2 separate regions of the Homo sapiens genome follow, and region 2 is linked to region 1. Evidence: read pairs that join two places in POLR2A ChIA-PET (ENCODE). Cell type or tissue: PC-9. All regions are shown on one strand. Each heading gives the region's core, and the rest is flanking DNA. Links, peaks and the distances in the headings are about the cores only. Region 1 holds the start of ITGAL-AS1 (ITGAL antisense RNA 1). Region 2 overlaps LOC124903679 (a long non-coding RNA gene).

What was found. Peaks named below come from ENCODE experiments on the same cell type or tissue, not always from the same donor. Only the 100,000 strongest peaks of a DNase experiment are listed, where the experiment ranks them.
Region 2: POLR2A ChIA-PET joins it to region 1 with 22 read pairs; 3 of 35 experiments call an interaction of 5 or more read pairs at or near these places.

What each region holds. Positions count from the first base shown.
Region 1 is chr16:30,496,641-30,503,343 of GRCh38, forward strand. It overlaps ITGAL (integrin subunit alpha L), which reads left to right. Exons shown (of 31, transcript NM_002209.3): 16 at 2,434-2,594; 17 at 2,698-2,849. It overlaps ITGAL-AS1 (ITGAL antisense RNA 1), which reads right to left and starts at 2,914. Exons shown (of 2, transcript NR_186415.1): 1 at 2,724-2,914; 2 at 1,790-2,511. In PC-9, for the core only: no CTCF peak of the experiment used is centred there; no DNase peak of the experiment used is centred there.
Region 2 is chr16:30,820,641-30,827,343 of GRCh38, forward strand. LOC124903679 (a long non-coding RNA gene) reads left to right here. Exons shown (of 2, transcript XR_007065052.1): 2 at 217-1,244. It also overlaps the pseudogene ADISSPP2. Among named protein-coding and RNA genes, the nearest start is that of ZNF629, 37 kb to the left of the region's middle. In PC-9, for the core only: no CTCF peak of the experiment used is centred there; a DNase peak (open chromatin) is centred at 3,771; H3K27ac peaks cover 1,737 bases.

The DNA of each region.
Region 1 (6,703 bases), core at 1,263-3,762:
TTTATTTTGGTTTTTTTTAGAGACAGGGTCTCTCTTTGTTGCTCAGGCTGGAGTGCAGTGGCATGATCATAACTCACTGCAGCCTCGAACTGCTGGGCTTAAGTGATCCTCCCACCTCAGCCTCTCGGGTAGCTGAGACTACAGGTGCTCGCCACCACACCTGGCTAATTTTTTTTTTTTTTTTGGTAGCAATGGGGACTTACTTTGTTGCCCCAGCTGGTCTCAAACTCCTGGTCTCAAACTATGCTTTCTCCTCAGCCTCCCAGAGTGCTGGAGTTACAGGCAGGAGCCACTATGCATGGCCTAATTTTTATTTTTTTTAATATATGGTCTTCCAGGCCAGGCACAGTGGCTCACACCTGTAATCCCAGAGACAGCTTACATATTGGAAAACATATAATTAAAAATTAGCAGGGTGTGGCAGCTGGGCACGGTGGCTCACACCTCTAATCCCAGCACTTCGGAAGTCCGAGGCGGGCGGATCACGAGGTCAGGAGATGGAGACCATCCTGGCTAACACGGTGAAACCCTGTCTCTACTAAAAATACAAAAATTAGCCAGGCGTGGTGGCGGGTGCCTGTAGTCGCAGCTACTCGGGAGGCTGAGGCAGGAGAATGGCGTGAACCCAGGAGGCGGAGCTTGCAGTGAGCCGAGATCGCGCCCCTGCACTCCAGCCTGGGTGACAGAGTGAGACTCCGCCTCAAAAAAAAAAAAAGATTAACAGGGTGTGGTGGCTCATGTGGGTAATCCCAGCACTTTGAGAGGCTGTGGCAGGAAGATTACTTGAGCTCAAGAGTTTGAGACCAGCCTGGGCAACACAGTGGGACACCATCTGTACTTTTTTTTTTTCTTTTGAGAGAGAGTCTTGCACTGTTGCCCAGGCCAGAGTGCAGTGGTGCGATCTTGGCTCACTGTAACCTCCACCTCCTGGGTTCAAGCGATTCTCCTGCATCAGCCTCCCAAGTAGCTGGGATCACAGGCATGCACCACCATGCCCTGCTAATTTTTTTGTATTTTTAGTAGAGACGGGGTTTCGCCATGTTGGCCAGGCTGGTTTTGAACTCCTGACCTCAAGGGATCCGCCCGTCTCGGCCTCCCAAAGTGCTAGGATTACAGAGTGAGCCACCGTGCCCAGCCCTTTTCTTTTTTTTTTTTAATTGGCCAGGTATGGTGGTGCATGACTGTAGGCCCAGCTACTTGGGAGGCTAAGGCAGGAGGATGACTTGAGCCTGGGAGGTCGAGGTTGCAGTGAGCTGTGATCATGCCACTGTACTCCAGCCTGAGCTACAGAGTGAGATCCTACCACAAAAAAATAATAAATAGGCCGGATGCAATGACTCATGCCTGTAATCCAGCACTTTGGGAGGCCGAGGTGGGTGGATCATTTGAGGTCAGGTGGACGTGGTTGTGGGGGCCCCTCTGGAGGAGCAGGGGGCTGTATACATCTTCAATGGGAGGCACGGGGGGCTTAGTCAGGAGTTCAAGACCAGCCTGGCCAACCTGTTGAAACCCCATCTCTACTAAAAATACAAAAATTAGCTGGGCATGGTGGCATGCGCCTGTAATCCCAGCTACTCGGGAGGCTGAGGCAGGAGAATTGCTTGAGCCCAAGAGGAGGATCTCAAAAAAAAAAAAAAAAATAGGAGCCAGGCACTGGGGCTCACTCCCGTAATCCCAGCTACACAGGAGTCTGAGACAAGAGGATCGCTGGAGGCCAGGAGTGTGAGGATGCAGTGAGCTATGACTGCACCACTGCACTCCAGCCTGAGCAACAAAGCGAGGCTCTAACAACAACAAAAGCTGCAACTTTATTATGAAGCATAATAAAATTCATGCAAGCATCACTGAAGGCTTAAACATAAGCATGAAAGTAACTCAGTATGATTTCTCTTCCTAAGAGCTTTCTCTTCTTCATGGAAAATGGGTCAGAGGCTGCTAGAATGAACTGGGAGCCCTAATTAGTTATCACCATTATTGGCCAGGCATGGTGGCTCATGCCTATAATCCCAGCACTTTGGGAGCCCAAGCCGGGAGGATTGCTTGAGCTCAGGAGTTCAAGACCACCCTGGACAACATAGGAAGGTCCCTTCTCTACAAAAATTTATTTAAAGTTAGCCAGGTGTGGTGGCACATGCCTGTGGTCCCAGATCCTTGGGAGGCTGAGGTGGGAGGATTACTAGAGCCTGGGAGGCCGAGGCTGTAGTGAGCTGTTATCATGCCACTGCACTCCAGCCTGGGCAACAGGGTGAGACCCTCTCTCAAAATAAATAAATAAAAAGTATCATTATTATTTTCCTTAAGAGGAGACAGTGACATGTTGAGGTCTGCTTTAGGGAAGGAGAGTTCTCTGGCTTTGCTGGCGGGAGCCCCACATCTGAGGGGGGACGTGCAGTTGGGTTGGAGGGAGAGAGTTGGTTGCCTTCTGCCCTGCAGCTCCCGGCCCGTGGTGGATATGGTCACCCTGATGTCCTTCTCTCCAGCTGAGATCCCAGTGCATGAAGTGGAGTGCTCCTATTCAACCAGTAACAAGATGAAAGAAGGAGTTAATATCACAATCTGTTTCCAGATCAAGTCTCTCATCCCCCAGTTCCAAGGTCAGAGCTCTCCTCCTGCTCCCAGGGCAGCTGCCGCCCCAAATCCAGGCTTATGGCCTGGGATCCCCCACCATTTAACTCTTGCCTTTTCCGCCCTGCCCAGGCCGCCTGGTTGCCAATCTCACTTACACTCTGCAGCTGGATGGCCACCGGACCAGAAGACGGGGGTTGTTCCCAGGAGGGAGACATGAACTCAGAAGGAATATAGCTGTCACCACCAGCATGTCATGCACTGACTTCTCATTTCATTTCCCGGTAAGGGAGCCAGCGCCAATGCTCTGGGATGAGCTACCTGCAGGGGCAGGCTCAGCTCCGTCACTGTCCAGTGGGTGACACGTCACTTCCATCCCTCTGTGCTGTCACTTCCTCTCCTGTGCAATGGTAGTAATAACACCCTTAGCATATTTTCTTCTAGTGTTTTTTTTAAATTATATATATATGTGTATATATATGTATATATATGTGTATATATATATATGTATATATATATATATATATATTTTTTTTTTTTTGACACAGAGTCTCGCTCTGTCACCCAGGCTGTAGTGCAGTGGCACGGTCTCACTTACTACAGCACGATCTCGGCTCATGGCCACCTCCACCTCCTGGGTTCAAGCAATTCTCCTGCCTCAGTCTCCCGAGTACCTGGGATTACAGGCACCTGCCACTATGCCTAGCTAATTTTTGTATTTTTGGGAGAGATAGGGTTTCACCATGTTAGTCAGGCTGGTCTCGAACTCCTGACCTCTGGTGATCTGCCTGCATTGGCCTCCCAAAGTGCTGGGATTACAGGCATGAGCCATCGCTCCTGGCCTATTTTATATTATTTATTTATTTATTTATTTATTTATTTATTTATTTATTTATTTGAGACAGAGTCTCGCTCTATCACCCAGGCTGGAGTGCAGTGGCATGATCTCGGCTCACTACAGCCTCTGCCTCCCGGGTTCAAGCGATTCTCCTGCCTCAGCCTCCCGAGTAGCTGGGATTACAGGTGCATGCCACCATGCCCAACTAATTTTTATATTTTTAGTAGAGTTGGGGTTTCACCATGTTGGCCAGGCTGGTCTCGAACTCCTGACCTCAGGTGATCCTCCTACCTCGGCCTCCCAAAGTGCTGGGATTGCAGGCATGAGCCACTGCCCCCGGCCATATTTTATATTTTTAGAGATGGGGGTCTTACTTTGTTGCCCAGGCTGGACTCTAACTTCTGGCCTCAAGAGGTTCTCTTGCCTCAGCTTCCTGAGTAGCAGGGACTACAAGTGCACACCACTGTGCCTGGCTGCTTCTAGGTTTTTAATTTTTTTAATTTTTTATTAAAAAAATTTTTTTAGAGACAGGGCCTTGCTCTATCGTCCAGGCTGGAGTGGAGTGATGCAATCATGGCTCACTGTAGCCTCCAACTTCTGGGCTCAAATGATCCTCCCACCTCAGCCTCCCGAGTAGCTAGGACTACAGGCATGCACCACCACATCTGGATAATTTTTAAAAATGTTTTTGTAGGCCAAGCGCGGTGGCTCAGCACTTTGGGAGGCCAAGGTGGGTGGATCACCTGAGGTCAGGAGTTCGAGACCAGCCTGGCCAACATGGTGAAACCCCATCTCTACTAAAAATACAAAATTAGCTGCGTGTGTTGGCACATGCCTGTGATCCCAGCTACTTGGGAGGCTGAGGCAGGAGAATTGCTTGAACCCAGGAGGCAGAGGTTGCAGTGAGCCAAGATCGTGCCATTGCACTCCAGCCTGGGCAACAAGAGTGAAACTCCATCTCAAAAAAAAAAAAAATAGTTTTTGTAGAGACAAGGTCTTGCTGTGTTGCCCAGGCTGGTCTAAAACCCTTGGCATCAAGTAATCCTCTTACCTTGGCCTCCAAAAGTGCTGGGATTACGGGCATGAGCCACCGTGCCCAGCAGCTTCTACTTTTTAATATATTTATGGGCATTTTTAACATGATTACAATGGCAATGTAGTTACTATTTTTCCCTACTCTTTTCATACATTATATATTAATGCTGCTACACAGCTTTCATAATTTTTAATTATGAAATATTAAAATGTTTGGCTGGGCACGGTGGTTCATACCTGTAATCCCAGCACTTTGGGATGCCGAGGTGGGCAGATCACCTGAGATTGGCAGTCCAAGACCAGCCTGGCCAACATGGAGAAACCCCATCTCTACTAAAAATGTACAAAATTAGCTGGGCGTGGTGGCCCATGCCTGTAATTCCAGCTACTTGGGAGGCTGCGGCAGGAAAATCACTTGAACCCAGGAGATGGAGGTTGCAGTGAGCCGAGATCGTGCCATTGCACTCCAGCCTGAGCAACAAGAGTGAAACTCCATCTCAAAAAAAAAAAAAAAAATTAAAATATTTAATTTTTACAGAATATTCAATCATCATGGTATGTTGTTATTTGCCAGGTACATATCATGCATCCCAGAAAAACTTAGGGATTTTTTAAAGTTTTTAAATTAAGTCTCATGTATGGTACATGGAAAAAAAAAGTTTTTAAAAAAGTTAAAACAGGCCAGGCACGGTGGCTCATGCCAGCACTTTGAGAGGCTGAAGTAGGTGGATTGCTTGAGCTTAGGAGTTCAACACCAGCCTGGGCAACATAGCGAGACCCCTTCTCTACAAAAAACACCAAAAAATTAGCCAGCCTTGGTGGAGCGCACCTGTAGTCCCAGCTACCTGGGAGGCTGAAGCAGGAGGATTGCTTGAACCCAGGAGGTGGAGGTTGCAATGAGCTGTGATTGTGCCACTGCACTCCAGCCTGGGCAACAGAATGAGACTCTGTCTCCAAAACAATAAAGTTTGAACAACTGTTGAAATACCCAGATTCAGTTGCTTATAAGCAATCCTGTATAAAAATGGGATTAATATGGCCGGGCGCGGTGGCTCACGCCTCTAATCCCAGCACTTTGGGAGGCCAAGGTGGGCGGATCACGAGGTGAGGAGATTGAGACCATCCTGGCTAACACGGTGAAACCCCGTCTCTACTAAAAATACAAAAAATTAGCTGGGCGTGGTGGTGGGGGCCTGTAGTCCCAGCTACTTGGGAGGCTGAGGCAGGAGAATGGCATGAACCCGGGAGGCGGAGCTTGCAGTGAGCCGAGATCGCGCCCCTGCACTCCAGCCTGGGCGACAGAGCAAGACTCCATCTCAAAAAAAAAAAAAAAAAAAAAAAAGGATTGATATCAAATTGTTATGTTCTCTTAAATATTTCATAAAAGGCCAGGCATGGTGGCTCATGCCAGTAATCCCAGCACTTTGGGAGACTGAGGTGGGCGGATCACTTGAGGTCAGGAGTTCAGGACCAGCCTGGTCAACATGGTGAAAACCCATCTCTACTAAAAATGCAAAAAATTAGCCAGGTGTGGTGGCAGGCGCCTGTAATCCCAGCTACTCAGGAGGCTGAGGCAGGAGAATCATTTGAACCCAGGAGGCGGAGGTTGCAGTGAGCTGAGATTGTGCCATTGCATTCCAGCCTGGGCAATGATAGTGAAACTCCATCTCAAAAAAAAAAAAAAATTCATATAAGACAGTATAGGATTGGGACATAAGAATTTGAAGTTTGTTTTAAACTTTTTTTTTTTTTTGAGATGGAGTCTCACTGTGTTGCCCAGGCTAGAATGCATTGTTATGATCTGGGCCCACTGCAGCCTCTGCCCTCCTGGGTTCAAGTAATTCTCCCACCACATCCTACCAAGTAGCTGGGATTACAGGTGAACACCACCATGCCTGGCTAATTTTTGTATTTGTGATAGAGATGGGTTTTCACCATGTTGGCCAGGCTGGTCTCAAACTCCTGACCTCAGGTGATCCACCCACCTCGGCATCCCAAAGTGCTGGGATTACAGGTGTAAGCCACTGCACCCAGCCTGTTTTAAACTTTTTATTATGAGAATATGAATCACACAAAACTAGAAAAAAAATAGTTTAATGAATCCCCAGGTCCTCATCACCCAGTTTCAACAATTATCGACTCACCCTCTATTTCATTCAAACCTCTACTCAGTGCCCCTCTGCCTACTCCCATTCCACCTCTTATAAGATTTAGACATTTTAAACATAAATTTGCCAGAAAAGAAAGCAGTGTGACATGGTGGAA
Region 2 (6,703 bases), core at 2,299-4,798, 330 kb after region 1:
AGCAGAGGAGAAGAGAGAGGAGCAGGAGAGGTGGCTGACGCCAGGCAGCAGCAGCAGTGATGGGGCCACGACGTCACAGAGCAAGCTCCATCCTCCCCCAGACCCTAGCTGGAGCTCCTGTGGGTTGGGGTGGGCAGTGGGGAGAACCCACCCCAGGCCCTCCCCATCCCTTCCCCAGACAGTCTCCTTGTGGGCTCAACCAATGTCTTCTGGCAGGAGCCTGAGGCACACGGAGAGGAGGAAGTGGAAGAGGAGGACGGGAGAGGCACGGTGGTGGCAGGAATGAAGGCAGAGGTGGGAGGCTGGCCAGGGCCACTCCACCCCACGCCCACCCCGGAGAGGGCCGAGGAAGCCACCATCACGCAGCGTGTCACGGGGACCAGGCGGGGTTTAAGGCTGAGGGCTCGGGGCGGGCAGGGCCTCCGGCCTCAGTCAAAGCCGTGCCAGTGGCTGTGCTGCGAGTCTTATTCCAGCGCGGCGCCCGAGCCCTTGACACCGTCCAGCAGGTGGGCATGCCGTGGTGTCGGCCCCTGGCGCCAGCCTGCACTGCCACGCTCACACAGGCGCCGGCGCCACCTTCGCAGGCTGGCAGCATCGCGGCTTTGAGGACACCCTCTTTGTGCGCTGAGTACTCGCACTTGACACTGTAACCTTCAGGGACAGGAACAACGCTGAGGAGCTTGACATGCAGAGGCTGGGAACAGGTGCCTCACGGACGTGCTTGCTCACTGGGCGGGGGAAGAGTGAAGGTAATCTCATACCTGCGCAGGATCTTCAGGAAGCCAACCTTGACCAGAAAGCTGCTGTCGCTGTCCTGGGTGGCCATGACCACCGAGTCATGAAGCCTCTCATCAAAGCAGACGTGGCTCTGGGAGTATTACAGGTCGAGAAAATGTGGGTCGTGACCAACTCAGTATACCACTGGAGGCTATATGAGTAAACAGAAAACTGTTCTCATGAAAGCAGGATGTTGGAAAACTGAGGGCTGCATCTGCCCACAGAGGGAGTGCTGAGAGCAGTCACGCCCCAAGCGCAGTGTTCCTTGTGATTACCTATAGGAACATCTGAAGCCTGTTGTACAAAGAAAGCAATTATGTGTACCTGTGATAAATCAAGCAACTGACCAACCGTTACCTCTCCCTCCCTGCTCTTTCTACCTAATAAATACGAAGGGCTGTGGAAGCTCAGGGCTGCCCTTGTTCACTAGAAGCAAGGAGCCCCCTGACCCCTTCTTTCAAAACAGATCTTTTTGTCTTGGTCTTCATTTCTGCATTCATCCCCCTTCGTTCACACCTGTAGCAACCGACAGCAACATGGGAGCCCTCTGTATCGTGGCCTGCCGCAAAGCAGATACTCCTCCGGACTCTGGGCTTGTTGCCGTTGTTGGCTGCAGCCATGGATGCCCTCCCTGCCACACAGCGCCTGCTGGACACCGCCACTCACGCTTAGCAGCCTCCCGTGTTGCAGGGGCTGCAGTGTGCACCCGGGGCCGGGCAGGGCAGGCATGACCCAGGCTCGGCTGCGGGAGCTCAATGCCAAGCACGAGGAAGAATCGGCCTATATTTTTAATTTTTATTTTTTTTGAGATGGAGTCTTGCACTGTTGCCCAGGCTGGAGTGCAGTGGCACGAGCTTGGCTCACTACAAGCTCCGCCTCCCGGGTTCACACCATTCTCCTGCCTCAGCCTCCCTAGTAGCTGGGACTACAGGCACCCGCCACCAAGCCCGGCTAATTTTTTTGTATTTTTAGTAGAGATGGGTTTTCACCGTGTTAGCCAGGATGGTCTCGATCTCCTGACCTCGTGATCCGCCCACCTCAGCCTCCCAAAGTGCTGGGATTACAGGTGTGAGCCACCGTGCCCGGCCATTTTTTGTATTTTTAGTAGAGACGGGGTTTCACTGTGTTAGCCAGGATGGTCTAAATCTCCTGACCTCGTGATCTGCCCACCTCGGCCTCCTAAAGTGTTGGGATTATGGGCGTGAGCCACTGCGCCCAGCCCTAATTTTTTTTTTTTTTTTTTTTAGATGGAGTCTCGCTCTTGTCGCTCAGGCTGGAGCGCTGTGGTGTGATCTCAGCTCACTGCAACCTCTCCCTCCCGGGCTCCAGTGATCCTCCCACTCAGCTTCCCAAGTAGCTGGGACTATAGGCACATGCCACCCTGTCTGGCTAATTTTTGTATTTTTTGTTAGAGAAGGGGTTTCGTCATGTTGCCCAGGCTGGTCTCAAACTTCTGAGCTCGAGAGATCTGCCCACTTCGGCCTCCCAAGTGCTGGGATCACAGGTGTGAGCCACTGGGCCCAGCCTCGAATGGGTTTAATTTTTTTTTTTTTTTGAGATGGAGTCTTGCTCTGTTGCCCAGGCAGGAGTGCAATGGCGAGATCTCAGCTCACTGCAACCTCTGCCTCCTGGGTTCAAGCGATTCTCCTGCCTCAGCCTCCTGAGTAGCTGGGATTACAGACATGCACCACCACACCCGGCTAATTTTTGTATTTTTAGTAGAGATGGGGTTTCATCATGTTGGCCAGGATAGTCTCGAGCTCTTGACCTTGTGATCCGCCCACCTCCGCCTCCCAAAGTGCTGGGATTACAGGCATGAGCCACCACGCCCAGCCTTTTTTTTTTTCTTATGTTAAATAAACAACAAAGAACTGTGAAATAAAATATATAACAATACAAGGAAAAACATGAGAAACAGTTTTATTGGAAATATTCTAACACATTTTCTGAACAAATAATCAAAAAATAAATAAGGACATAGAAAATATGAACATATAAATTTCTTACCCTGAAAACAAACAGTACACCTTCTTTTCAAGTTTCATGGACAGTGGACAAAATTAAATAATTATTAAGCTACAAAGAATATTTTGGTAAATTTTGAAAAGTAGAAATTCTAGAAACCATTCTCAGATCAAAATGCAATACAACTAACAATAATGTAAAACATACCACTTAGAAATTTTGAAACGTAAGTAGCACCTCAAATTATCCTTAGGACAAGATGTAAATCAAGAGTTAAAAAAATTAAAAAACAGACGATTTAGAAAATAATTTAAAAAGTAGGATTAACAGCCAAAGCTATATGCAGAGGTAAAAACAGCATTAAATGCTTTTAGTGTCAAAAATAGAAGAAAAATGAAACGAATTAAGCATGCTTGCAAGTTGGGATTTTGGAAAGTAGTATAAAAACAGTTCCTCCAAAAATGGGAGAAATGGAATATTTGAAATAGAAAACAGAAAAAGCAAACACTCAGAGGCCTGAGAGGTGGTGGGATGAGTTTTCTGCCTGTGGACAGAGACACGCTTGGAGGCATCCCCGCGGGCTTGGTCCCCTGGCGTGTGTCATCAGGCCTGTCCCCTCTCACTCCTCGAGCCCCGCCTGGTGTCCTCTCCTGTTCCCAGGGCTGAAGCTCCTGTGTCTGTGTCATCACCGCATCTTGAACATCCTGTGCCTTGATTGTGGCACTCTACAGGTTTCTCTACAACTAATTCTTTTCACTTATGACTCACTTACTAGTAGACTTGACAGGACAGGAACCATGTCCTGATACTCATTGGATCCACAGGGCCCGGTAGGCATTGAGTTCTTAATAGACATTATGAGTGGAAGAAAATGAGCAGATGGACTCAAGCACTGATTCCTGAGTTGCATCTGGCCCCATTGCCCAGCCACAGGCTGGAAGCCCATGTCCTGAGGCCTGGAATGAATTAGTCCAACAATAAGAGGACTAACTATGCAGGATCCACCTAATAGATTGTTATGCAACCTATAATGGCTGTGTTGACAATGTCAATAAAATATGAGGAAGTGGGGCTTTGATTGTTTTTCTTTTTCCTTTTTTTTTTTTTTTTTTTTTTGAGATGAAGTCTCGCTCTGTCGTCCAGGCTGGAGTGCACTGGCGCTACCTCAGCTCACTGCAAACTCCGCCTCCCGAGTTCAAGTGATTCTCCTGCCTCAGCCTCCGGAGTAGCTGGGATTACAGACACCTGCCACCACACCCGGCTAATTTTTGTAGTTTTAGTAAAAACAGGGTTTCACCATATTGGCCAGGCTGGTCTCGAGTTTCTGACCTCATGATCCACCCACCTCGGCCTCCCAAAGTGCTGGGATTACAGGCATGAGCCACTGCACCCGGCCTTTTTTTTCTTTTTTTTTTTTTTACTTTTTTTTGAGATGGAGTCTTGCTCTGTCTGCCAGGCTGGAGTGCAGTGGCATGATCTCGGCTCACTGCAACCTCCGCCTCCCGAGTTTAAGCGATTCTCCTGCTTGGGCCTCCCAAGTAGCTGGGATTACAGGCGCCCGCCACCATGCCTGGCTAATTTTGTATTTTTAGACCATGTTGGCCAGACTAGTCTGATTTTTTTTCTTATATTTCCTCTTTTTACTGAATAATCAAAGATTTCTTGTGTGAAATGGAAAATAGTCTTCTCCTCAAGTCCCAGTTCAAACGCCATCTTCTCTGAGGACCGACCCTGATTTCTCCAACCAGAAACACTCTGGCCTTTCCTGGGCTCCCAGAGCACCTGCCCCTCCCTCTGGTCTCTTACAATTTCTGCCTTTGGTTATCTGTGTCCTGCCAAGGGGCTGTCAGCACCCCATAGGCAGGACTGCATACTTCCTGGATGCCTGCACCCCAGGATGTTCATTCCGACTTGAACCCACCCTCTATGGGCTGTGCGGGGTGGGAGGGGACAATATACAGGTTTGAATGAGCACTGGCCGGAATGACAGAGACCACAGTGAACTCAAAGCATGCCAGGGCAGAGGATTATGGTGCCCAAACAGACTCCAGCAAGCCTTGGGGACCAACCTGTGCACACTCACACCTGCTGTGTTATACCTGGCTGGGAAAAGGTCCCGGGAGCAGGTTGTATAGCTCTAGCTACAATGAGGCAGGGAGACATGGGTTTGCTGTCACATCACCAGGGGCTGGTAAAGGAGCAGGTTGTATAGCTCTGGCCACAATGAGGCAGGGAGACATGGGTTTGCTATCACATCACCGGGGGCTGGTGAGTGCAGTTGAGACAGGTGTTTTAATCATCGTTTTTGCACCCAGATGAACAAGGAGAGGGCATTCAGGCATGGCGACCCGCCTGAGCCACCTCCAGGGGCAAGAGATGAGCAGATTTACTTCAGAAAGGACAACAGCATCAGCCACTGCCACAGCCCCCCCCAGATCATCTGTACTGGCTGTCAGAACAGTCCTGCTGAAACGCCAATCACACCTGTCATTCACTGCTCTGCCCAAGACTCTTCAGTGGGCTCCCCAGCGCTAAGCATTTGGCCTGACACTCCAGGCGCCATGTGCCCTGGTCCCCACCTACCTCTCCACTGCAAATTCTGGCCATACACCCCTGCACCCCCAAACAGTGCACTCCCATCTCAGTCCACATTCTCCCCTTACAACATGATTCATCCAAGACCATGGATTCGTGGCCTTAAGTTTACTTCTGGTCTGGACTTCTGTGTCAGCTCCAGAGTATAGTTGTCTCACTGACCCCTTCACTTGGGTGCCAGAGAACACTGGATATTCCAGACCCCTCAAACTCAACGAATCTAACACCTCCCCCCACCACCACCCAACCCCTTACTCTGCTTGTCTTCCCTGTATTAAGTCAACATCACCATTCCCCCGGATGCTCCGGTGGCTCTCAACTCTGCCCTTTCTGACTGTGCGTTCAATCCACCACTAAATCCTGCTGATTCTACCTCCAATGTTTTTATTTTATTTTAGAGACAGGGTCTTACTCTGTTACTGAGGCTGGAGTGCAGTGGCACAATCATGGCTCACTGGAGCCTCAAACTCCTGGGCTCAAGTGATCCTCCCACCTCAGCCTTCCGAATAGCTAGGACTATAGGTGCACAGCACCATGCCTGGCTAATTCTTACTTTTTTTTTTTTTTTTTGAGACGGAGTCTCGCTCTGTCACCCAGGCTGGAGTGTAGTGGCTCGATCTCGGCTCACTGCAAGCTCCACCTCCCGGGTTCACGCCATCTCCTGCCTCAGCCTCTCCGAGTAGCTGGGACTACAGGCGCCCGCCACCATGCCCGGCTAATTTTTTGTATTTTTAGTAGAGACGGGGTTTCACCGTGGTCTCGAACTCCTGACCTCGTGATCCGCCTGCCTTGGCCTCCCAAAGTGCTGGGATTACAAGTGTGAGCCACCGCGCCCAGCCAATTCTTACTTTTTTTTTTTAAGAGACAGGGTGTTGCTATGTTGCCCAGGCAGGTCTCAAACTCCTGGCCTCAAGCGATCCTCCTGCCTTGGCCTCCCAAAGTGTTGGGATTACAGACGTGAGCCACAGCACTTGGCTTCCAATGTTTCTCTTACCTCCATCCATTCCCTCCCCATGTATGTCACAACCCTAATCTAAGCCACATCTCCCACCTGGACTACACGAGGGTCTCCCTGCTTCCTCATGTGTGCCCCTATAAGTGCATTCTCATACAGTAGTCACGGTGATCTTATCCGTAAACTGAATCATGCCACTACACTGAAGCTGGGATGAAATCCAGGCTTGTAGTTTTAAGGAGCTTCCAGCGGCCAAATCTGGGACAATCTGAGCACCAAAATAATTAAGATTAATAACTAATTATAAAATTTATTGGAAAATAATAGAAATCCAAGAGTCCCTATGAATAGTGAATCTAAAATAAGTGGACAGAAGAATGCCAAGTGTTGACTAATAAATGTGGAGGGAGT